3 separate regions of the Mus musculus genome follow, and regions 2 and 3 are each linked to region 1. The links are chromatin loops, found by intact Hi-C in ENCODE. Cell type or tissue: left cerebral cortex. All regions are shown on one strand. Each heading gives the region's core, and the rest is flanking DNA. Links, peaks and the distances in the headings are about the cores only.

Region 1 (7,653 bases), core at 1,455-6,454:
TCTGCTTGACCCCTTCATGCTTTCAAAACCAGTACCACATGGGTAACTGTTACACATTACTAAGTCCAGCCACAGCACAAGGTACAACCTTTGCTATCTCTGGAACACAGCCTCTCTGCTCCCAGAAAACACTTCCCAGAAGATGTCATCTCAATGATGCTGGTCTCTTCTTAATCACCTCTAATTTCTTAGCTCCAGCTAACCAGCATCAATAGTCCCAGGAATGCAAAGGTTTCACTTTAGTAGTTCTGGTATCTTGTTAATCACAGCTGATTCTTCAGCCCCAGCTAACCAGAACCACAGAATCTTCACAATCAAAATAGCAATGGCCCTGAAAAGAGTCTTTAATCTTCCCTCTGAAATTTCACAAGCCAGTCCTCCATCTTCTGCACTGTTCTCAACATTATCTTCCAAGCTCCTATACAACATCCCACAGAGCTCTTAACACCAAATGGATCTAGCTCAAAGTTCCAAAGTCCTTCCACGGTCCTCCACAAAACATGGTAAGGTTGTCACAGGAATACCCCAATTTGTCTTAGTAAAGGTTTCTATTCCTGCACAAACATCATGACCAAGAAGAAGTTGGGGAGGAAAAGGTTTATTTGGCTTACAATTCCACATTGCTGTTCATCACTGAAGGAAGTCAGGACTGGAACTCAAGCAGGTCAGAAAGCAGGAGCTGATGCAGAGGCCATGGAGGGATGTTCTTTACTGGCTTGCTTCCCCTGGCTTGCTCAGCCTGCTCTCTTATAGAACTAAGACTACCAGCCCAGAGATAGCACCACCCACAAGGGGCCTTTCCCCTTGATCACTAATTGAGAAAATGCCTTACAGCTGGATCTCATGGAGGTACTTCCCCAGCTGAAGCTCCTTTCTCTGTGACAACCCCAGCCTGTGTCAAGTTGACACAAAACTAGCCAGTTCAGCCTGATTTTTAAGTTCAGCAATTACAGCTTCGACAGCCAACATGTCCATTCTTCTTATTTCCACTGGGTTAGTGGTCATTCCTGCCCTTCTCTCAAGGTCCACCTTGGCACCAGAGCTTTCCAGAACAGTAGCAGTGTTGGTGCTATCCCCTTAATTATGGTAACCGTATCGAACAACTACAAGTTTAGCTCCAGACTTTTATATTTACCCTTTAAGTTGAATTTGCAACGATCAGAGTATCTTTTAATATTTTCGGGCTTCCCAAGTTCTGCTTAGCCATCACCTTTTCGACTTTGGCTTCATTGTTATTTGTGTGGCATGGGCTAAAGTTATACACCTTGAAGCATTAAGGATAGGTCATGTACACCAAGCTTCACATCTTTGGTGTAAGCCCAAGTGAGATGTGAAACCAGTGCCTGGGACACTGGACTTATCTATTGAAGGACTATGGGTATTCTAAACATTTATGCTCAGCATCAGTGGTAACAAACTTTTTGTGACAGGTTATTGGTAGAGGAGAATGGAGGGCACATTCTTGTTTTCATTTGGCATTGGCCCTATTATAACTTTTCCTAACCTGTCTTGTTACCTCATCCTGCTACTGGACATTCAAACCTTGGTCAACTCTTTACATTTTTACTAACTTTCATACACACATCATTTCACCACATTTTGAGTCCAGCATTTTATTATTATTATTATTATTATTATTATTATTATTATTATTAAAGTGCACTGTAGCTGTCTTAAAGCACACCAGAAGAGAACATCAGACCCCATTACAGATGGTTGTAAGCCACCATGTGGTTGCCGGGGACTGAACTCAGGACCTCTGAAAGAGCAGACGGTGCTCTTAACCTCTGAGCCATCTCTCCAGTCCCCCAGCATTTATTCTTGTTTCATATGTGACTAGAGAGAAAAATCAATATGCTATTTTTTCATGAACACACATTCTTCTTTCAGTCAGTGTGGGGTACAGTAGCAAATATTAGAGAGAGGGTAGCTTAAGTAACATACATTATTCCTCACCACTTTAAAGGCTGAGCATTGCATATTAAGTAGCTAGAAGGTTTGGCCTGTGGTAAAACACACTCAGTGCCTCGAGATACCTATTTATCACTCTGTTGTTCTATGACAGAGCAGAGGAGGAAAAAACAAATGCTCTGTCATCTTTCCTGAGGTTATAATTCCTATTCATGAGGGCTTCACCTTCATATGCTTCCCAAATCCCTACCTCCTGATGTCACTGGGCTCAGGATTTCATAATGTGACTTTACTGGGATAAGATACAAACTTGTCACCCAGGACCAGTCCTTCCCCCAGTTCCCCTCATTCCAACCTGATATTCTCCACTTTTATCAACGTTTAATTTCTTCTCTCATTGTGCATACGTTTTGTTAGAGAAAATTTGCTTCTTTCTAAAAATTTGCCTCTGGTATTTATTTTAATGAATAGCTCTTTTTTATACCCAGGGAATGTTTTTGCTTCACCTTCACTTCAGAAGTTACCCAGGAATGGAATTATAGGTGGGCAGATGTTCTGCTGACAATAATTCTGTTATTTTCTGACTGCTGGTTAAAATGAATTTTCTGTGCCTTGTGTAGTTCACCAACAGGGCAATGGTCGTTTCCTTAGTATTATTGCTTAGAGTCCACAGAATTTTCAGCATCTGCTACTAATTTTGCTTTTCATCAGTTCTTAAATGTTACAGGTATTATCTCTTAAAGCTTTGCTTTTGAAATATTCTCTTACCTTTTGGGATCTATATTACCCATAGACACATAGTTCTGTTCTGGACTGAATCTAGAACCCTGTGCATGTTTGTTAAGTGCTATACAATTGAGTTACATCACCAGTTCCACTGGAACTGGAGGTACAGACATTTGTGAGCCATCTGATGCGTGTGCAGAACACAGGACACAGGTCTTCTGCAGGAGCGGCAGGAGTAGCATGTGCTTCTAACTATTCAGCCATCTCCAACCTCCATTGGGAAGTTTTTTAAACAGCTCACCTTCCAGTTCACAATTTCTTCCTCTATTAGTTCCAATCTCCTGGCAAAGTGCATTTACTATATCCTTAATTTCAGTACTATATATTTAAATTACAGAATTTCTATGTGGCCTCTTTTCACATATTAAAGTTTTAATGTGAAACTCTATACCTATATTTTCCATTTTCTTGAGCATGTGAATCAGAATTATTTTTAACGTTGTGCCCAATTATGTCAATATCTGTTTTACCAGCTACTTTTCATCTAATTCAGTCCTCTAATGTGTGATAGTTTTTATATAATGTAGGCATTTTACATGAGAAAAGTCGAAGGGCTTTGGGTATTTTTTTTCCAGCAAGGACTTCCGTTGCTTTGGCCAGATTTTAGGTACGAAGCATATCCCTTCCATCAAACTGACAGACCGTGCTGTTTTGGGGTGAAGCAGATTCTTTCGGAAGAACCATTCCAGCTTCAAACAAAGAATCTCGTTATTCCCTTAACAACCCCTCAATTCCAGGTTGAATCCTTTCAATATTTCAGAATTACAAAACAACACGAACCTACTTTTCGCTTCTTTGCAACTCTGGCTTTTTAATTTTCTAGACAACGTGTTAAGAAACTGGCAAATGAGTCAGTGGAAAACAGAAGTGTCAGGTTTACTTTGCTCAGCTCTGTTCACTTCGGGTTTTGGCATCTCTGAATCCTGTTGCCTCGGCAGCCTCCAGCTTTATTTTTCATTCTTTCATTTCAACTCACAGCCATGAGGCCAGCAAAATCGTTTCCAGTGCTTTCCGCCTCTTGTAATCCATGCTTGTCAAGATGCCTTTGTGCTTTCAAATCCTCCACCTGCCCTCAACCCTAGCAGCTACATCAGCAAAGAGCCATGAGAGCCCGTGAAGCATCCTGCATTCTTGCTCAGGATCTCGCCTCTCTCCAGACCCCTGTTTCTCGAAGTCCGGAAGCCTCGCTGGCACTCTGTAAGGAGGTGGATTTCAGGAAATTATTCACCTTCTCCAGGTGTTTTCAGAATTGTCACTGCTGCACTGGATGCTCGTCTATCGGGAGCCATAGACAATAACATAACCAGCTTTTTGTCTGACTCATGAAACACCCTTCCCTTGGTGGATGGCATGAGAAAATGAACACGTTTTCACAAGGCACTCACCTAAAAAAGAAAGGTGTTAAAGATGCAACATCACCCCCCCAACCCCCCATATGTGACAGTTCCTTATACTGTCTTCTCATATGAGTCACCCATGCAAGCTTGGATGAATCACACTGACGCCATATAAAACAGGGCTTGCCCACATTCTCTACCCCAGAAGAGCTCTCCTGGCTATGACTCAGTTCCCTTTTGTTATATATTGTATACCAAATTTTCTGAAATCATTTTTTGTTCTACTTTTTACTCTTTTTTTGTTGTAGTTTGTTCTGTTTTAAAGACCCATTTGATCAGAAACACATGGTGGGAGGCAGGGTGCCAAGAGCATCTTCTCCTTACTCCTTCTTAGCAGGAAAGTCAGTGTACTTGAGAGATAATGATCCTCTCACCAATAAATAAATAAATAAATAAATAAATAAATAAATAAATAAATAAATAAATAAATATGGATTCACACAAGTTTCCATTAAAAAAAAACAACAACGAAAAACAAACAAACAAACAAAAATAGCCATCTTCACTGTCACTTTTTCCGGCCAGAGTCTTGGAATGGAAATCTGCCCCTTCCATAAAGCACTAAAATAAGATGTGAATATAAGAATTTCTGATCTGGAATACAGATATTTTCAAAGCACATGGGCAATTGCTTTATTGTCTTATGAGAGCTTTAATTTAGGTTTCTATGCAATTAACCTTTCCATACCTGTGTTTACATATTTATATTGTTTCCTCCGGTAGATCCATTACCGAGTAGTCTTGTAAAAGGCAAAACACTTTCAAGCTTTCTAAATGAGTGTTCTATTCAAATTAACCATATGTTAAAGTATTTCTAAGTGGAAAAAGCTCTCAAACTACTTTTTGAACATGCGAATGGCCAGCAATATATCAGATATTAGTTCTATTAACTAGTTCTGATTTCCTTAACTGTTCCTTTCCCCACCTGGTAGGAATTAATCATGTGCTTATAAGAATTAATTCTTATTAATATGTTAAAGTGAAGCTGATTAATAAACTTCCATAGAAAAAATTTTGGCAGGTCTTTCTTTCTCTATTAAATCCTTTCTAGGAAATTCTTGCAGATCAGTACTAACTACAAAATGAATGGCTCTCCTTGACCTCACTACATACATGTTAACTAATATCACATCACTGCAGAAGCACAGAGTACCAAGTAAGAGACTGCAGAGACGTCTCTCAGAGTCCAGCAAGGTAAGGCATCACGGTGAATTCATTGAGCTTCCTTTCCATACACAAGTCCTCCTTGATGGTCAATTAAAGGACATGGAAAACAATCAGCTCAGCAGAGGTTCTAAAGGCTAATGAGCCAGCCCTACACTGTGTATTTGCCTCTCACAATCCAAATGCTGTTAAGAATGTTAACTAATCCCCCAGGGATTTTCTCAGCACTTAAATAAAGGCATCCACGTATATTTATAAGTATTTGTATAATTAAATAATAATTCAACAATACACACCCATTCATAAGTTCTAAAACCATATAAAAAGTTAAAGAACGTTATAGAATAAAAATAGTACAGTTGTCTAGAAGAACAATGTTTTATAACTAGGCTGATTATTTCATTGAAGATACATGTCTGTGATGCACAGCACATTGTAACCCAAAATTCAATTCCTGATAAACTTTACTTTCTTTTTTTTTCTTTGTGTTGGCTTAATTTAAATGGTGATGTATTTAAATTGTGATTAACTGCATTCTAGAAAACAACCATTTTGTAAAGAAGTGTTTGTTAAGGAAACAAAATTGCAATGACTGCATTATTACTTTTATACCAATTTCTTGTCAGTGATCAAATCAACATGGGTAGTAACATAGAAAAGTGGGTGAGAGAATAAAAATGAAATAAATTGGTTTCCATGACTCAATCTGCATGTATAAATGTAGGATGCCATATGCTAACAAAGTCTAGAATCAAAAACTCATACTGAATTACTTGCATTATTAAAGATCAACCAACCCTTTAAGATGACTTGCTTCTTTGCCCAAACTTTCTCCATTCATCCTTTCCTTTCTTTCTTTTCCTAACTGTTCTACTCCCTGACACTACCTCACTAAGTTATTCATTTTCTATTATCTATGAAACCATGCTTGACCCCAAGTTGAAGTGACAGCCATTTCAGGAATTCACAGTTGCAGGGCATATTATTTCTGGGACAGAAGCAGATGACAGGTTCCAAGATACTTAACTACTAGAAAAGAAAGAAAAGGAGTCAAACTGAAGCTTGCTCTACTGTAGCAGAATTTTCTGCCAATTAATTTAAATATTAATACAAGAAGAAGCCTGTGATTGAGTTTTTAATTTAGTAAGAATGCTACTCATTCAGATGAAATGCCTCCAGTGTAGATAGTGAAAGAAATCAGGCATTACAATTTACTGGATAAGAGCTAGAAATCTCAGGGGCAGTTATACAGAGTAAACCTAGAATAACAGCCATACATTCCCATATACAGGAATTTACAATGACCTAGGGAGAAGGTGGGTTATACAATAGACTAGAATTCGAACTATGGCAAGGGCATAAAGCCCTTGCCCCTGGCTGCTAAGAATAAGCTGACCTTAGGTGGGGCTGCTTTTTATCCCAGTTGTAAACACTGGTTTTTATCCCAGTTGTAAACACTGACTGGTTCCCACTATCTTTTATGTATGTATTCCTGTGTTTTGTGTAAAGAGTCATTTTGCATCAGGTAACCTCAATGTACCTTGGATGACCGAATGTATCACTTAACTTCCTTGTTTTTGTCTGTAATATAAGTCTGATGCTCACTTTGGGAAATTACACTCTCTCTGGTGTTCATATCTGTTTGTCACCCCGTTGACTCCTTGCCCACCTGAGTGCTGGAACCCTGATTCTCCTGCAGGTTGAGGGACCGACTGAGTCCAGTCCACAGCACACATCTCTGTGCTTTCCTTATCCTTTAGCTGAAAGCCTAGTAAAATGTAACCTTTTCTCAGCCAAAAAGTAATTTAAATAGAAATATAACAAAAATAAACTTAATACTAGTTTACCTAGAAATCAAATCCTTGTTGGAGGAAGTACCTCAAGGTGAAGGCAGAATTTGAGATCTCATACATATGCTCAAGGTCTACCCAGTGTAAGCTGGCCTCCTCCCTCCTTGCTCCATGCAGATCAAGATGTAGAACTCTCGGCTCCTCCAACACCATGTTTGCCTGCACACTGCCATGCTTCCCACCATGGTGATAATGATCTAAACCTCTGAAACTGAAAGCCTGCCTCAATTAAATGTTTACCCTTATAAGAGTTGCCTTTGCTACATATGCAGCTAGAGACATGTGTCCCACCATGTGTTTTCTTTGTTTGGTGGTTTAGTTCCAGGTGTGAGGGGGAAGGGGATAGGGGATTTTCAGAAACTAGGAAAGGGAATAGCATGTGAAATGTAAATAAAGAAAATATCTAATAAGAGTTGCCTTGGTCATGATGTCTCTTCACTTCAATAAACCCCAAACTAAGACAAGTAGTATAGGTATACCTGGATCTTGAGGTAGATCAACTCTCAGCTACTCTCTGCCATTTTTCTATCAGAGTCAGTGTACCC
Region 2 (7,653 bases), core at 1,745-6,744, 100 kb after region 1:
AGGCACATGGAAAAATTACAGAAGCCATACATACAAAGGCAACTGGTCAATTATAACTACTCCAGAGGCTGAGGCAGGAGTTAGGAGTTAAGGGTCTATCTGGGCTCCAAAACAAGGTCATGACAAGCCTAGAGAGTTTATGGAGATCCCGTCTCAAAATAAGATGTAAAGCCAAAGCCTGAGGCTAGGGCTCAGTGATAGCCTGCAAAGAAAGATAAAACGGAATAGGGGAAACTTACTAAGAAGAATAGAAGTGTTTCAAGCTGAAGTTCAGGCCTGACACCTGGGAAGGAAACTGAAAGAGGAAGAGGAGAGATGAAGAATCGTCTCTGATTGCCGAGCGGACTTAATCACCTTTTAAAGCAATTGCTCCAAAAGAGACAACTGGAACTCAAGCTTATTTTATTGAAAACCTATATAACAGTAACCGCATTTCAACACCCCCCAAGAACACAAATATGGATGAGATCATATCCTGGGTTTATGCTAACTCTGGCACACTCTTCTACCCACGATTTTAGGACGGGAATCAAAACTTTGTGGAGGTTCTTTTTTTCCCATGTAAACTAAACACCATCCAGTAGTTGAGAAATTGGAAACCACGAGGCTTGGGAAGAAAAATGAATGCTTTGGAGCGTAAATTTTTCCATTAAATTATGCCAATAAACTAGGAGCCTTGAGAGTTACTGTACACAGACACTTTGGTAGAGGAAGGAAATGCTCTTTGCTGCCCTTAAAGGGGGACTAGGAATCAAACGCTTGGAGTAGCAATCTGCTTAATTTCTACAAGGATGAAGAGATCAATTAATCACTTTCATACCAACTGGAGAACAATTAGGTCAAATTGAATATAAGCTTGTTAATGTAGGATACCATTCTTCTTATGTTTCTATTTTTTTTTAAATCAAACCTAAGTTATAATTCTAATTGAATTTTTCTTAGGCAAGCCAGACAAACACTCACTGAGTGATAACACCAAAGATAAATTAAAAGTGGCTGTGTTAAATGAGAGCAAAACTTTTCAGTGTGTGTGAGCACATGCGTGCACGCAGGCATGCTTGTGTGAGTGTGTGTGTGTGTGTGTGTGTGTGTGTTCACTTATGCTTCTATGTAGATGCCAGAGTTGAACACTGGGATTTCTTCCTCTCCTAAAAGTAGAAGCCAAGGAACGAACATAGCTGATGTCCAGCATATTTGTCTCAGGTTAGTTAAGGCAGGTAATGGTAGTATGTCTACTTCAGAGCTGGATGAAAACACAGGATATCATGTGACTACCCTCAAAACGAAGCTTCTAATTAGGAGGAAGTTTGAAGAGACACACACTGAACTGACTGTACTAACTCTCTGGGTTCCTTCATTTCTTCTTTCTTTGCCTGAAATGTCTTCCCCCTCCCGTTGAATAAAAATAAGTTATGTATTCAACTGAATGATCAGAGTATGGGTTGATAGCAGTTGTTATGGTAATATAATAGTCACTGCTTCTAAAATTAAGATATACTGTTGTCCAATTTAATTTAAAGCATATGTATAATAAAGGAAAATACATAAAAGAGCATAAAATTAAATTTGAAACATGATACCAGTATTATCATTGAAAGTATGATGGTCAGCACTATCACCTACCTTTGGTTGTATGTGAATTAGTCCATATAGGTCCTCTAGGATTTTCATATCTATAATAGAAATACTGTTTCCTCTGTGGCCTTTATTTTTGCTTTTGGATATCAACCATTGCAGGAAAAGCCACAAAAATTCCATCATGTGAGCCCACTTATTCAAAAGCTAAAGCACGACGACTTTTCACAGATATGGCAGAGCACTTGCCTCTGGAGCTGAGATGACTCAGTTTCTAAGTTGGTTAATTTCCACCCAACAACACATTCCCTCCATCTTTCAGCCCCACCCACTCCTACATCTGTGCAATTTATGCAAATTGTATAATAAGCTACCCTGGTCTTCCCACCTTCGTATCACTTTCCTTAAGCATTCGTGTGTTACCTTAGTCACCATACGCCAATGCTCTATCCCTCTCCCCATGCAATCTAACACCACAAGCTGTATCCATCAACTTTCATGATCTAATCTCCCATCTGACATAAGGCTGTATCACAGTCAATAAATATTTACCCAGAAGCTATACAGCAAAGGGAAGTCCATATGAAACACAATAGCTGACCTTTTAGTAGGTATACACCAGTGACTATTCATTGGGAAAGAGACCCAGAAACAGCAACCATGCTACTTGACCAGTAAGAGGTCCTACTTTTTAAAAAACAACAGAAATGCTACCATTCCTGAGATTGGATTTTGCAAAACAGTGATTAAAGATTCAATGTTCTTATCAGTGCTGGGATTGACTATCAGCATCTACTAGGCTGAGAATATTAATCATCTCAGGTTGTAATCCTTCGGTATCATTATAACCAGAGAAACTCAAATAATGCTCTTCTCAGAAATGAATTAATGCTGACAAAAGTGTGCCACAGAGCTAGCATCTCAAGGGGTAGGACAGACAAAATGACCGTTATTGAGATAGTTCCTGTTTTGTTCAATTTGTTGCCTTACCACACTTGAAACTGCAAACCACAGCCAGGCTGGAAACTTCAAAGGAGTGCCATCCATTCTATAGGGATATTAAACCAGCCAGTCCAGTCTTTCAAGAATAAAGCAACTAGAATAACCATTGTGGGGAAAGTAACAAGAGGCAATAATAACTCATTTCCATGAAAGAAAAATATAAAATGCTTAAAGCAACCAGCAATACCACCCACAAAATTAACAAAGTATTTTGTTTTGATACTTATTAAACTTCCCCAGTAATAAACGTGGAAGCATTACATCACATGTAACAAGGCACATGAGGAAGAGAGCAGGCACCCAACATCCATGGGAATCATGTGATAACAGAAAGTAATATAAGCGCTTCTTTGCAACATTCAGTGAAAGGTATTGTCTTTCCTTATCAGCAATGTCCACCCACATACATTTCTTGCCTACCTTTAGACCTCTGCAATAGCATTGTTTCAGTTTAGTTAACTGGATGAGGCAAGAGAACCTCCTACAATGACTAGGAAGTGGGAGTCTGTTTTTTTTTTTTTTAATCACCCACATTTCCAAGTCCCTCAGCTAGATATGGAGCAGTACATACAAAAGGAAGGAGCCTTTAACAGACCTTTGCATTTTTTTAAGAGTTCCTTTTATACCATTACCTCAGTTGCTTCACCAAAATATTTTTATTATTACAAAAAATTAAATAATGAACAATATCCACACAGATTGGGGTTTTATGTTCTTTAAATTTTTAAAAAAGTTTATTTAGCCTTTCTTTCTTTCTTTCTTTCTTTCTTTCTTTAATTTTTATTAAGTATTTTCTTCATTTACATTTCCAGTGCTATCCCAAAAGTTCCCCATACCCTCCCCCCCACTCCCCTACCCACCCACTCCCACTTCTTGGCCCTGCCGTTCCCCTGTACTTAAGGCATATAAAGTTTGCACGACCGATGGGCCTCTCCTTCCACTGATGGCCGACTAGGCCATCTTCTGCTACATATGCAGCTAAAGACACGAGCTCTGGGGGTACAAAGTTTGGAGCTGAGACGAAAGGATGGGAGTCTGTCTTCTTGTAGGTAAGAAATTCCTCCAAAAAGAATTTTCTGGATTAAAGAGCCTGGACAATGCAAGTCATATTGAGGACAGAAAATTTAGCTTCAGAGTGTGGGTTCTGTTGCTCATCATTTCCTGCTCTTATATTCTTAGCCATGAGTACAGATGCATGCTGTGACTTCATCAATTCTAATTATCGTCTTTCATCACAAGCACTAAGCATTGGAATTTTACTGCATAGTAAGCCCTGAAGAAGGGATATTCCTCTGACGCCACTTTACGTGTGTGGACAGAGGCAGTCCTGGCATCTATTGGCAAGTTTCATTTGGTGAGAGCTGTAGCAGAGGAAGATCAAGCAATCAGAATAGCAGACAGGATTTTAAAAGCTCCAAGAACTCACCGTGATGCAGTGTGAAACATAATGTCTATTAAAATGCTAATTGTGCATTCTGCAACAAATAGCAAAACGGGTGTTGGAGTATGGAATCTCCCATATGCCAACATATTTCAAATTCTTGAAGATTATTACCCTATGGTCCCTAGAATGAGAGAAAGTGGTACCTTCCTTCTAAGAGTTCACTATATCTAACAGCATCAGACATTGACACAAGACAACAAAATAAGTGCCAAATGGTCACTTTTTTTTCCCATCAGGCCAACACACTGTTTATAGTTTTCTTTATAAAGATACAGTTTCGTTTTAATTTTGTACTTCAAAACTTCAGGGCCCCATGATAGCTCCATTAATCATTTGCTTCGAAGCCTTTTATTTTTTAATTCACAATTTAAAAATAGTGGTACCTGTGTTGCCCCTTGAATGAAATCTGACGAAGAATTCAATGAAATGATGTAAGTTCAAGCAACTTGATCAATCCAAAGTGCTTTTCACAAACATGACAGAATCATTACTAAACCCTCTTGAATATGGTCCCCTCTGACTGCTAGCTTGTGAAACTCCTAAGGCCTCCATTTGAGAAACCAAGCAGTAGCATCATCATGTAGCATAGGAAATAAATCATCCTAGGGCAAGGTGCTACAGAAGGTGAAAAGCTTTGTGCATAAGTATTGACATTTTTTAAGCTCTATCTGCAATCTGTTAGAGTTTGGATTGGGAACCTTTCTTATAGTCTCTGTGAGGTTTTTTTCTTTCTTTCTTTCTTTCTTTCTTTCTTTCTTTTTTCCAAATCACTTCTTCTTTGACACGGTTGAAAAATGTGCAGGCTAAGGAAGATGATGCAAATGCTGTAAGGCTGTCACTTCCCATCCCAGCCAGCACTGGCACCGAGAAAATGAAAAAGCCTCTGACATATCGAAATTTAGCAGCAACATTCTAACTGGGGCGAGCACAATATTTTTAATCCTCCCTGCAAAGATCAAATTAAATCAATGGCAAGCTCTGCCTGACACAGCTCTATGTCACGGACTGCTCAGATGAGAATGCTGAGAAAGGCTGCAGCTCTTGACTTTGTAGCCCATGGTTTTTTGGAGCAATCCAGGAGAGCAGTGATAAGCCATCCCTGCATAAAGATTAGCTTTCTAGACAGTGAAATGGTGTCAGAGAGAAATGGAAGATCCAGACACCCAATTTTTTTTTCCTGGAGTTTAGATTCAGCTAAAAGCCATCAAATTTCACAGCTGAACTTCAAACATGACTCAGTCAGAGGTTCAAATTTCTCTTTTCTGCAAGGCAAGACATCTGTATATTTCAGCCCATGCAACTATGTATTTTAGAAATTGTATATTAAAAGCAGATTCCCTTAATCAATAATAATTCAGAAATTATAGCTACATCCATTAAAAGTCTCATTTGAGGGCAGTTAAAAGTTGAGGGTAATGTGGGTTTTTTTTTTCCTTTTGTCTTTTTTTTAAGTTCTGTATTTGTAAGACACATCTGGAAAGCATTACAAAAAAAATTCAGATTCTAAGGTCTGCAGTCCCATTGAGTGGGTCTGGAAAGAAACACCAGAAATTGCACTTTTTTAACAAGCACCCCAGGTGAAACTGAGCTTACAGTCTTTCGATCTTAATGTGATTTTTATAATCCTGATTGTGTTTAATTCCTTAGAGGTTTTTGTTGTTTTTTTAAAAATAAAATAAAATAAAATAAAATAAAATAAAATAAAATAAAATAAAAAAGGAAGGCGATAGAAAGCCTTAAAAGCACCTTGACATTTTTGTCAGATTCTGGCTTCTAGAGATTTTAAATCAAATTTTTATGATATATTAATCCATGATATGGATTCTTTCTGTATAAGCAAACCAAAGAAAAATGTTTCCTGAGAAAATTATGCAGATCCCCAAAGCAAAGATCTTCCATGTGGGGCATTTCAAGGTGCCTGGTTCTTATGTCCAAGTTAATACTCTCAGGTACAATATCTTTAAGGTTTTAAGTTTTTGTGTTTGGTTTGAGAATATAAAAGATGCCAGTCTGAAAGGGCTGTGACTGATTCAAGAGACTCAACTATCCATGGCAATATTCCATCAGCAGTGAAATAAAATTCCACTTCTTCCCCATGTGATAGTCAAAGTCTGCCATCTCAATTTCCATGTTAATTTATCCCCTCAGAAATCTAAGTCCTCAACATCCTTTGTACGATCACGGCGTGAAGAATAGCACATCTAGTTAGATTGATGGAACAGCACAGCAATTGCTTTTATCTGAATCAACACACTGTTCTTGAGAAGATATATCAGATTATCCACTTGTGTGCAGTGTCAAATCTATGTAGATTTCTACAATTGGGGTTTGTTTTGTTCTCTGCATTTAAAATTGAATGTCCATTACTTATTCACAGGGGGACTTGACAGGTGTCAAAATTGCTGTGGTGACACAGAGCAAGGAACAGGGCTAATGTTCCACTGCCATTATACCTAACATTGATGTAATACTAGTTTTTAACATGATGCCTCATTTTTCATTTCTCATTAGACATTCAAAATTATGTAGCCAGTCTTTCTTCTCAGTAGTATTTAGAAATAATATTTAGTGTTTTTTTTCACACACACACACAAACTACCAGTATTAACTCACTGCTCTGATGTGTCCATAAACCATAAATATGTTTGTTCATTGTTCATGTATTTACTGACAGCTTCTGGACTAGAACAAAAATAAATATGCACTCCCTATACTCAGGCAATTACAAATTCATTGTCTCTTCATCAGATAGCAATGACTGAATATTCTCCACGAGTAGATCACAATTTTGTATAACTTTGTTCATACGTTAAAAAGTATAATACACTTATTGATCTGCATGCAAATAGACTGGGGTGATGTCCAAATATAAGGCAGTTTCAGGTATTTTGTATCATGAGAAGTAATAAAGTCTTTGTAATTTAGTTGATTTTGATAGAATCAAGTAAAGCCACCTCTAATGGCTTATAGTAGTTTAAAAAAAGTCTATTAAAAAGTCTTAATAATGCACATAATGTTTTCCCTTCTTCCATCTGAATACAAATACAAGGTGTCTCCACTGAGCAATTCTGGCATTCACTGTATATATCCATGCACTACTAATCTAGGCTACAGCTTAGAAAGAGGATACCCATTCACATGAAAGGGCAATCTTTACTCAATAGGCTCAAGAATTGATTTCACCTAGAAACATTCTAGAAAGCATTCCCCAGGTACAGTTTAGTCAAATATTTTGGCATCCTATGGTCTGAGTAAGCACTGTATTTCCCTAGCTTCCAGCAAAATATTGATTTGTGCAATTGTGTAAGTAAATAACCTGGGATAAGAACAAGTAATCACCCAAACAAATTAGAAAAGCTAATATCCTGCACTCACATAGGGACAAGACTAATCTCTTTTTCTACAAAAAGAAGGGAAAAAAAAACAAGAAAACAAAACATCATTCACAGATAAAGAGAACTCATGAGGGTCTTGTTTTTGCATTAGTGGATAATTATATCTAAGCTAATACGGCTCTGTTCCCATTTAACACACCATTAAAGAAAGAGGTGTGTGTATGTGTGTGTGTGTGTGTGTGTGTGTGTGTGTGTGTGTGTGTATCTATGTGTCTGTGTGTGTGTGTACCAATACTC
Region 3 (7,653 bases), core at 1,745-6,744, 68 kb before region 1:
TAAGTCAAATGAAAGGCTTTCTTCTATAAGTTGTTTTGCTCATGGTGTTTCATTACAGCAATAGAAATGTGACTAAGATAGAAAAGTTCAGACAATAATGTACTGCTGTGTTTCTATGTGAGAGTGTCTGTATCTATTAATATGAGAGGATGGAGGTACTTCACAAATCAGCCTCTTATTCATTTGAAAAAAAAAAGTGGAATTGATGCAGTGTCTGGTATGGTACAGGTGACAGAGAGCCTGTGGCCTGAATAACAATGCCACCACCCAGGCTCAGATCCATGGCTTTGTGGGCCTACCCCATCTGAGAACTGCTAAAGTGCATGACTGGCCACTCCTACAGAACCAAAGCTGCAGGATCTCCATGACACAGTGCCACCACAGGCTATCTGAGAGGAATGCTAGTGAGAATCCAATATTGATGGTGTAGTAGAAGCCAGCATCCTAGAACCAGACCAATGACTCATTGCAATGAATGTTTGCAAGTAAAGCTGTAGAGACAAAAGGGTATACTGTGTAACACACTCTGACATACTGCAGTTTCCACAGCAAGAGCTCTCTCTCTCTCTCTCTCTCTCTCTCTCTCTCTCTCTCTCTCTCTCTCTCTCTCATTTTTGTTTCTATTTTGTTTTCTTTTAGCAGGAAGGTTGTAAGGGCAGAGGGCAGAGGCCAGATATGGAGGGACAAGGAGATGACTGGGATTGATGTGCAAGATGTGAAATTCACAAAACCTCAATAAAATCTTTTTTTAAGGAAATAGAAAAAAGAAAAATAGAATTAGTTATCTCTCCTAGTTATAGAAAGAATATATGTCAAGAGCCCAACAAACTGACAGAATATATGTTTCTCTGCTATTTGACACTTGTGGGTATGACTCCCTGGAGTCAGTCTCCTTTCCCTGGCGATAGGCCACTCCTTGCTATCTCTCAGTGTTAAGCTCTTTAATGAGGCTATCTCCCAGTCATCTGTTCCATTAGCAGGTCTTGGTCCCATGGTATTTCTCAATGTCTCCTTATGCAGGCTTGGTTTGGTTTTGTCCTGTTTCATCATTTCTTTCATTCCTTACACCATAACATCTGTGAGAAAGGAATGCAATCTATCTCAGTGCCTTAAACAATGTCTAACAAAGGTAGGGGTTGCTGTCCAGGCTGTTTTAATAAAGAAGTCACTGCATTTTCTGCTAGGACTTCTGTAACAAAGAACCAAAGATTTGTGGTCATCAACAAAGGGCCTTGATTTCCTCCCAGACTTGGATACTAGTGTTCTAAGGTCATGGTTTTACCAGGCTTCTTCTCCTTGACCAGTACCTGACTGCCTGCCATCCACATCTCCAAATGGTCATCCATTTATTTACTTTGTGTCCTAATTTCCTCTTCTTCTAGAGTCACAAGTCATATCAAATTCAATCCTACTCATTAAGTCTTATCTGTGTTACTTTTCTAAAAACCTTTCTCCGCAGAGGTTACATTCTAAAGTACTATCATATATGAATTTGGGCAGGACATGATTGAGCTGATAATGGTGAGTGATTCCAAACTCTGCTTCAGGGCATCCCAAACCTTAATCCTAACAACTAACTATAGGGGTCTTTACTCATTAGATGATATAGGATGGTATATAAAGGTGGCAGTTTTTTTCTAACCTGGATAGCTCCCAAATAACTGAGACAGAGACCTATTAAGTTTATTAGCAAACTTTAAGCACAATAACTGAGCAGATATCCCTCACCCTCTATGCTATCTAGCTACTTCCCAATGATGGGCTCCAAGTTACTTGAATTTAGTGTCTCCTTGGCTTGCATTGTGGTAGCTGTCTGTCTTTATGGAGAACGCCTTTGGCAACTCCTCTGCATGCCCAACCTCAAGACAACCTTGCCCTTCTTCTTCCTCCACTTGCCTCTCGCCTGCCTCATAGCCAACTCTTCTTTCCTGGCTCTCCCACCCCAGAGCCCTCAATGCCTCCCCAGACTTCTGGCCGGGATCAGAAGTCCAGCCTTTCTCTCTGTTCAGCTTTTTATTAACTAATCAGTGATAATTAGGGAGCATTCTTTATACCAAAATTAATATAGGAGATTCATCAATCATCATGGCAATGCCCATGTTTGGACTGAAATAAATCTTGGGGTACAGAAATCAGCATCTGAATACAGGGAGCACAAAACCCTTCTCTAACAAGATCAAAATGAGGCAAAACATGTCCTCTTTGTAGAAATAGAAAATCTTATAAACAAATGTTAGCAACAGCTTTATTTTTAATAACTGGAAACTGGACATGGTCCAGTGTCCATCTCCCGGTGATTGGATTACTATATTGTGATACATCTCCACAATGAATAGCACTCATCAACATGAAGGAACTCCTGATACATGAAAGGGTGTGGGTAAGCCTGGAAGGCAAAGATGTTAAATGATGGAAGCCAGAAACCAGAGTGCCTACACCATCTGGATTCATCTATATGACATTCTAGAAAAGGTAGAAGTTTAGGACAGAATGCAGACCAGTGCTTGCCAAGGACTGGAAATGGGAAAGGAGATAGACTTCAAAGGAACCAGAGAGCATGATGAGGTGACAGAGACATTCAATTGCCTTATTGTACTTATGGCTACTTGACCATATACATTTGTCAAAATCCATCAACTCTACAATTTAAATATATGGACTTTATTATAGGTAAACTGTATCTCGAGTTGATTTCTCAACAACAGAGCAAAAGCTATTGAATTCTATTTTCATAATAGCCTAACATGGGTATTTTACAAATACCTTTCACATTCATTTTGAAATTAAAAAAAACTAAGTGCACACAAAAAGCACATGTACATATATGGGTAAAACTAAAAGAATAGTGATGTTGACTTTTTTGTGTGTGTTTTTTTTTTTAATTTTCATGCATTATATTTTGACCATAGACTGCCCAGCTTCCCTGTTCCTTCCTGGGTTAAAGGAGAGACCTGTTAATGTGAACCTGAAATTCATCTGGGAAGTCACTGAGGAAAGGCCTCCTATATTTCTTCTTGTTTGGTTCCCCATCCCCCATAGTCTCCCTGAGCAGTCAGTAAGGTCATGAGTGAAGGATCCCTCAAAGCCTCAATTACTCCTCACCATGACGTGGAACACAGTGAAAGACTTTCATACACTTTTCCCACTCTATCGTTTAATAATTGTGTATTGAAGTGTTTCCTCAAACGATAAAGCACCCTAGTTCAGTGGACAAAGTTGCACTTGATAGAGAGTGAAGCCATTTGAAGGGCTTACAGTATCAAAGTGCTAAAGTTAAAAAGAAAGAAAGAAAGAGAGAGAGAGAGAGAGAGAGAGAGAGAGAGAGAGAGAGAGAGAGAGAGAGAGAGAGGGAGGAAGGAAGGAAGGAAGGAAGGAAGGAAGGAAGGAAGGAAGGAAGGAAGGAAGGAAGGAAGGAAGGAGAGAGAGAGAGAAAGGAAGGAAGAAAGAAAGGAGGGAGGGAGGGAGGGAGGGAGAGAGGGAGAGAGAGAGAGAAAAGGAGAGAAGAGAAGGGAGGAAAAGAAAAGACGGAGAGAATTTTGTCCAGAATAACTTTTTCCATAGAGGACAGATGGGGAGGATATTTGTGCTTAATTTCAATGTTCTGCAGAAGTTAACACGTCCGGCAGCGCAGCAACACCCCCAGGTTTCTGGCAACTGACAGGAACACTTTATCCTGAATTCTCAGCAGGATGAGAAACTGGGGATTGTGAACCCATCTGGAGGTACACTAATCTCTTTGCAATGAAGCAAACCAGGAACAGGCTCTGAGGAGACATCCACTCATCCACCCCAAACACATGCAAAGTCCTAATCCCCAGAAGTTTCACATTCTGATTAATTACAGGTACAGGGGGTTTCATAGTCACTGACTACTCTTTCGTTGGCCGCTGATTTGCTTTAACGATTCATGACATTTCATTGAGCACATGAGCTTTCTCACAGTCATTAAAAATAACAGCCTCTCTCCCTGACAGCAAAGGAGGTTTATTCAGTGCTGTCAAACACATGCACAGTACCGGCTGTCCTCCGTGCTAACTCACAGCCTAATTCCTGGAGCATCAAAAATAATTATATCAAATGACCACGGAGACTGATTCAGGATGTCCAAATGAGCACCTCCCTTCAAACTTGCTCTCTGGTGGACTGGGAATGTTGCTTTTAGAAGTTTCTAGAAGTTTCTGGAAACTTCCCTTCTCATCATTTCAGTGCGTGAACCTGACAGGCAGGTTCGTTTTTGAAAAGCTGTACTCCAGGAGACCAGGCTAACCCTGGAGACTTCCTAGCAAGTGGTTCCTTTCACGCCTGGAGAGAAAGAGGAAGCTGTCAGGATAAGAATGGTAGGGTGGGTAGAAAAGACACCTGGTGATAAACCCGCTTTTGAGGCCAGCATTATGTTGCTGAGATCAGCAGTTAGAAATGTGGGTGATGGTACAGTGTGCTGCCCAGGGGAGTCTGAGGGAGAAAAAGGATTAATGACCTCTGGGGTTTGTTCTCTTCCCACCCTTTTCCTGAAATGCCAAAGCAGGGAGCTCGTTATCAATCAAGAGAGTGAAATACATCAGTGGATGGATTTGCTTTGCTACAGTGACAGCCAACTCCACTTTTGAATACTCTTTGAAAACAAGTTTTACTGTGCAATGCTGGAGAAAGCCAACAAATAATAAACCTGTCACAGGACTCACTGAATGCTCGTAAATGCAAGAGCCGGCTCTGCAGCTGCAAAGAAGATGCCATTCCCAAGCTTGAAAAATTGCCAATGCTTAATCATTGCATCTGATACCGATTTTCATTGTGGGTGGTGATTTGGGCAAATGCTTATCTTTAGCACTTTAGAAAGGACTGCGGAGGGGAGGCCCTTTCCCCAAACTGCTACCTGGTCAGCAGTTTAGAATGGGGAAACAGATATCAGAAGGAGACCCAACCATCCTTTGAGTATTAGTTTTATCTCAATTCTCAAGAGCAACACACACAATAAATTCATGTGTGTATGCTTAATTCAAAGGATCTACACTGAATTGTGCTTCTTGTGACTTGTCACTGATAATGGAAACAGAAGACCTTGTGATGAAAACTATAAACCCCTGGGGCCTGTCTAGGACTCTGGAACAGCACAGAAGGCCTGCCTATATTTCCTCTGTTATCCTCCCAAAACGCTCCTCATTAGGTTGCATCCCCAAAAGACTATGCCCGAATCTATCTACCTTCTCTGTGTCTTTGTAATGGGATGAGACAAGCCTTTGGGAGATGGGGAAGGGTGTGTTTTCCTCTAACAAACCCTCACTGGACAGAGAGGAGCTATCCACTCAGAGTGGTGTGCTGAGAGGCTGGATTTCAGCAGAATCCAGCAGCTCTGGTGAGATTCAGAGGAAAGAGCTCTGGAATGAGAGGAAAACCACCTGCTGGGAACTTTGGAGTGTTCACCACCACCAGGAACAAGTGGCTTCAACTGGGGAAAATGCTGTTTCTAATTAAGGCCAAGTTTCTAGACTTTCAGAAGGTTCCCATTTCCTGAGAGGAACCAGGTCACACATTTTAGTGTTGAAACTAGTAAATTATTGAATTTGAGGGTAACAGCTGTAAACATGTGTGTAAGAGGTGTTCTGTTAAACCAGCTGTCTTTTTACACCTTAACCTTTCCCATATCTATGATACATGGCTGATACAGAGGTTCATGCACTCCTTGCTGCATTCATCCTTCCATAACAGCATCGCAGATCATATCACTCCATCCCCAGAATTATCTCCTTTTATTGGGGTGCAGTTGCCAATTGTCATACAAAGAACTCTGTCCCCAGACTGTCCTTGGGGATTTATGATGATTTGTTTGTGTGTGGAGACATACATGCCCAAAATGGCAACCCAGGGTTAAGAATAAACAGGTAACCTCCAAGGAAGACAAGGCATTCATTCCCGACTCCCACCTGAGCCCCACATTGAGACCTGCTTGACTTGAGACCCTGACAGAGCAGCAAACCCTAAGGGTGGCTCATCCTGCAATGTCGATCTATTCTTACAGAGTGGGTAGTCAGCTCTGACACATGGATAACAGCGTGTTTCTCTGATAAAAAAACTCCTGGCCTCTGCCCTGATGGTCTTCAGAAATATTTGTTCATATACTAATTAATAGCACATAATTTATTTGGAAGAGACGTTCAACATAACCTGTAAATTACAGCAAACAAAGAAACCTTTTTGACAATTCTGTCATCAAAAAATAATTTATTGACCATGAGTTTATTAGGTAATTTTTTCAGTTATTAAAAAAAAAAACACCCTTAGATTTATCTTGAACTTTTCTACATGTAATCAATCAAAAACTCAGTTAACTATACCTCTAAAATATATCCATCATTTCAGTAATTGCACATCCCAACTGATTGTACATAGATATTTAGTGACTGTCTTAATTTTAATGGACTCATGTTGTCTCCTTACTCACCCCATTCTCTCTCCAGGTCAGTTTGAGCACAACAGCCAGAGACTTCTTTGTCAAAAGGAACCACATGTCAACCCTCTGCTCACACACTTCAATGGGTCACAATAGTCTGTAAAGGGTTCAGCAACTTTTTTCTGAAAAGGGCCAGGTAGTAAATGCTTTCAGGATTGTGAACCATATGATATCTGTTGTAAGCATAAAATTTCCATTGTTTGTAAAAGTACTTATGGATGGTTTGCAATGGAATGGGGATAGCTGTCTGCTAATTAAAATTTTTCTTTACAGAACAAGCATAAACTGCCTGTGAGCCAAATTATTTTCTGACTCATAATACATATAAGATGACATACAATCTATCTTCTGGCTCTCTCTGCTAATTTTCTTTCACTTAATAACTCCACATTTACAACAATGATCATCTTCTAAACAAAACAATAGCTTAAAACAACAAAGATATTTGCCACATTTCCTGAATCTGAGTAAAATCAGCTGGCTGAGCAATTATTCTTTTACATATGGTGCCACTCGTGCATGAAGTCACTTGGATGCACAACTAAGCAGAAAAATAAAATAGCTTGGGCATTTCATGTTAGCTGGAACTGGCTAAGAGCTCGCCCTTCAATGGTGCCAGGTTCTCCTCTACATGGGTCATCCCTGTAGTTTAAGTTTCTTAAAACACAATATCTTGGTTACAGGAGAAAGGTTTCCAGGAACGTGAAAGTAGAAGTTTAAGAAACATTGGAAGTTGCACCACATCACATCTGTAGACTGTTGATCAAAGCAAGTCAGAGTACAAGCTCAGACAGTTATAGCTACAGGAGAAGCAGACTTCATCTTCAGGGAGTATGTCAGTATCTTTCCATGCCTGTGACAAACATCTGAGATAAATGATTTGGAAGAGAAGGGGTTTATTTTGGAACATGATTTTGGACTTTGCAGTCCAGTGGTCAGTGGCTCTATTGTTCAGGCCTACAGACAAGCCACGTATCCTGGCATGAAAGACATGATGGAGAAGAGTTGCTCACAAAGCAGAGTAGCCACAAATGTAGCCACAAAGAGGGGAATAAAAGGATGTCAGACCAAGACACACTTCTCAAAGGCACATCTATCATCCACAGTTATTACTGCATTTCAATATTCTATTCACATTACAAATCTATCAATGGATCGAGTTCCTGATTGTACTGGTTTGAATAAGAATGTCCCCCAATAGGCTC

What was found. Hi-C counts contacts between places; a loop is a spot of excess contacts. Peaks named below come from ENCODE experiments on the same cell type or tissue, not always from the same donor. Only the 100,000 strongest peaks of a DNase experiment are listed, where the experiment ranks them.
Region 2: it touches region 1 in a loop (6-fold over the local background); 2 of 42 quality-filtered maps call a loop at or near these places.
Region 3: a loop joins it to region 1, with 16 times the contacts of the local background. A loop is called at or near these places in 2 of 42 quality-filtered maps.

What each region holds. Positions count from the first base shown.
Region 1 is chr8:41,917,258-41,924,910 of GRCm38, reverse strand. The region is part of intron 3 of 2810404M03Rik (RIKEN cDNA 2810404M03 gene); the gene reads right to left. It also overlaps the pseudogene Hspd1-ps1. Among named protein-coding and RNA genes, the nearest start is that of 2810404M03Rik, 94 kb to the right of the region's middle. In left cerebral cortex, for the core only: no CTCF peak of the experiment used is centred there; DNase peaks (open chromatin) are centred at 3,663 and 4,195; H3K27ac peaks cover 1,489 bases.
Region 2 is chr8:41,816,111-41,823,763 of GRCm38, reverse strand. No RefSeq gene overlaps it. Among named protein-coding and RNA genes, the nearest start is that of 2810404M03Rik, 7.3 kb to the left of the region's middle. In left cerebral cortex, for the core only: no CTCF peak of the experiment used is centred there; DNase peaks (open chromatin) are centred at 3,798, 3,925, 4,587, 4,957 and 1 more place; H3K27ac peaks cover 1,058 bases.
Region 3 is chr8:41,985,438-41,993,090 of GRCm38, reverse strand. All of the region lies in intron 3 of 2810404M03Rik (RIKEN cDNA 2810404M03 gene), which reads right to left. Among named protein-coding and RNA genes, the nearest start is that of 2810404M03Rik, 160 kb to the right of the region's middle. In left cerebral cortex, for the core only: no CTCF peak of the experiment used is centred there; DNase peaks (open chromatin) are centred at 3,681 and 3,951; H3K27ac peaks cover 1,600 bases.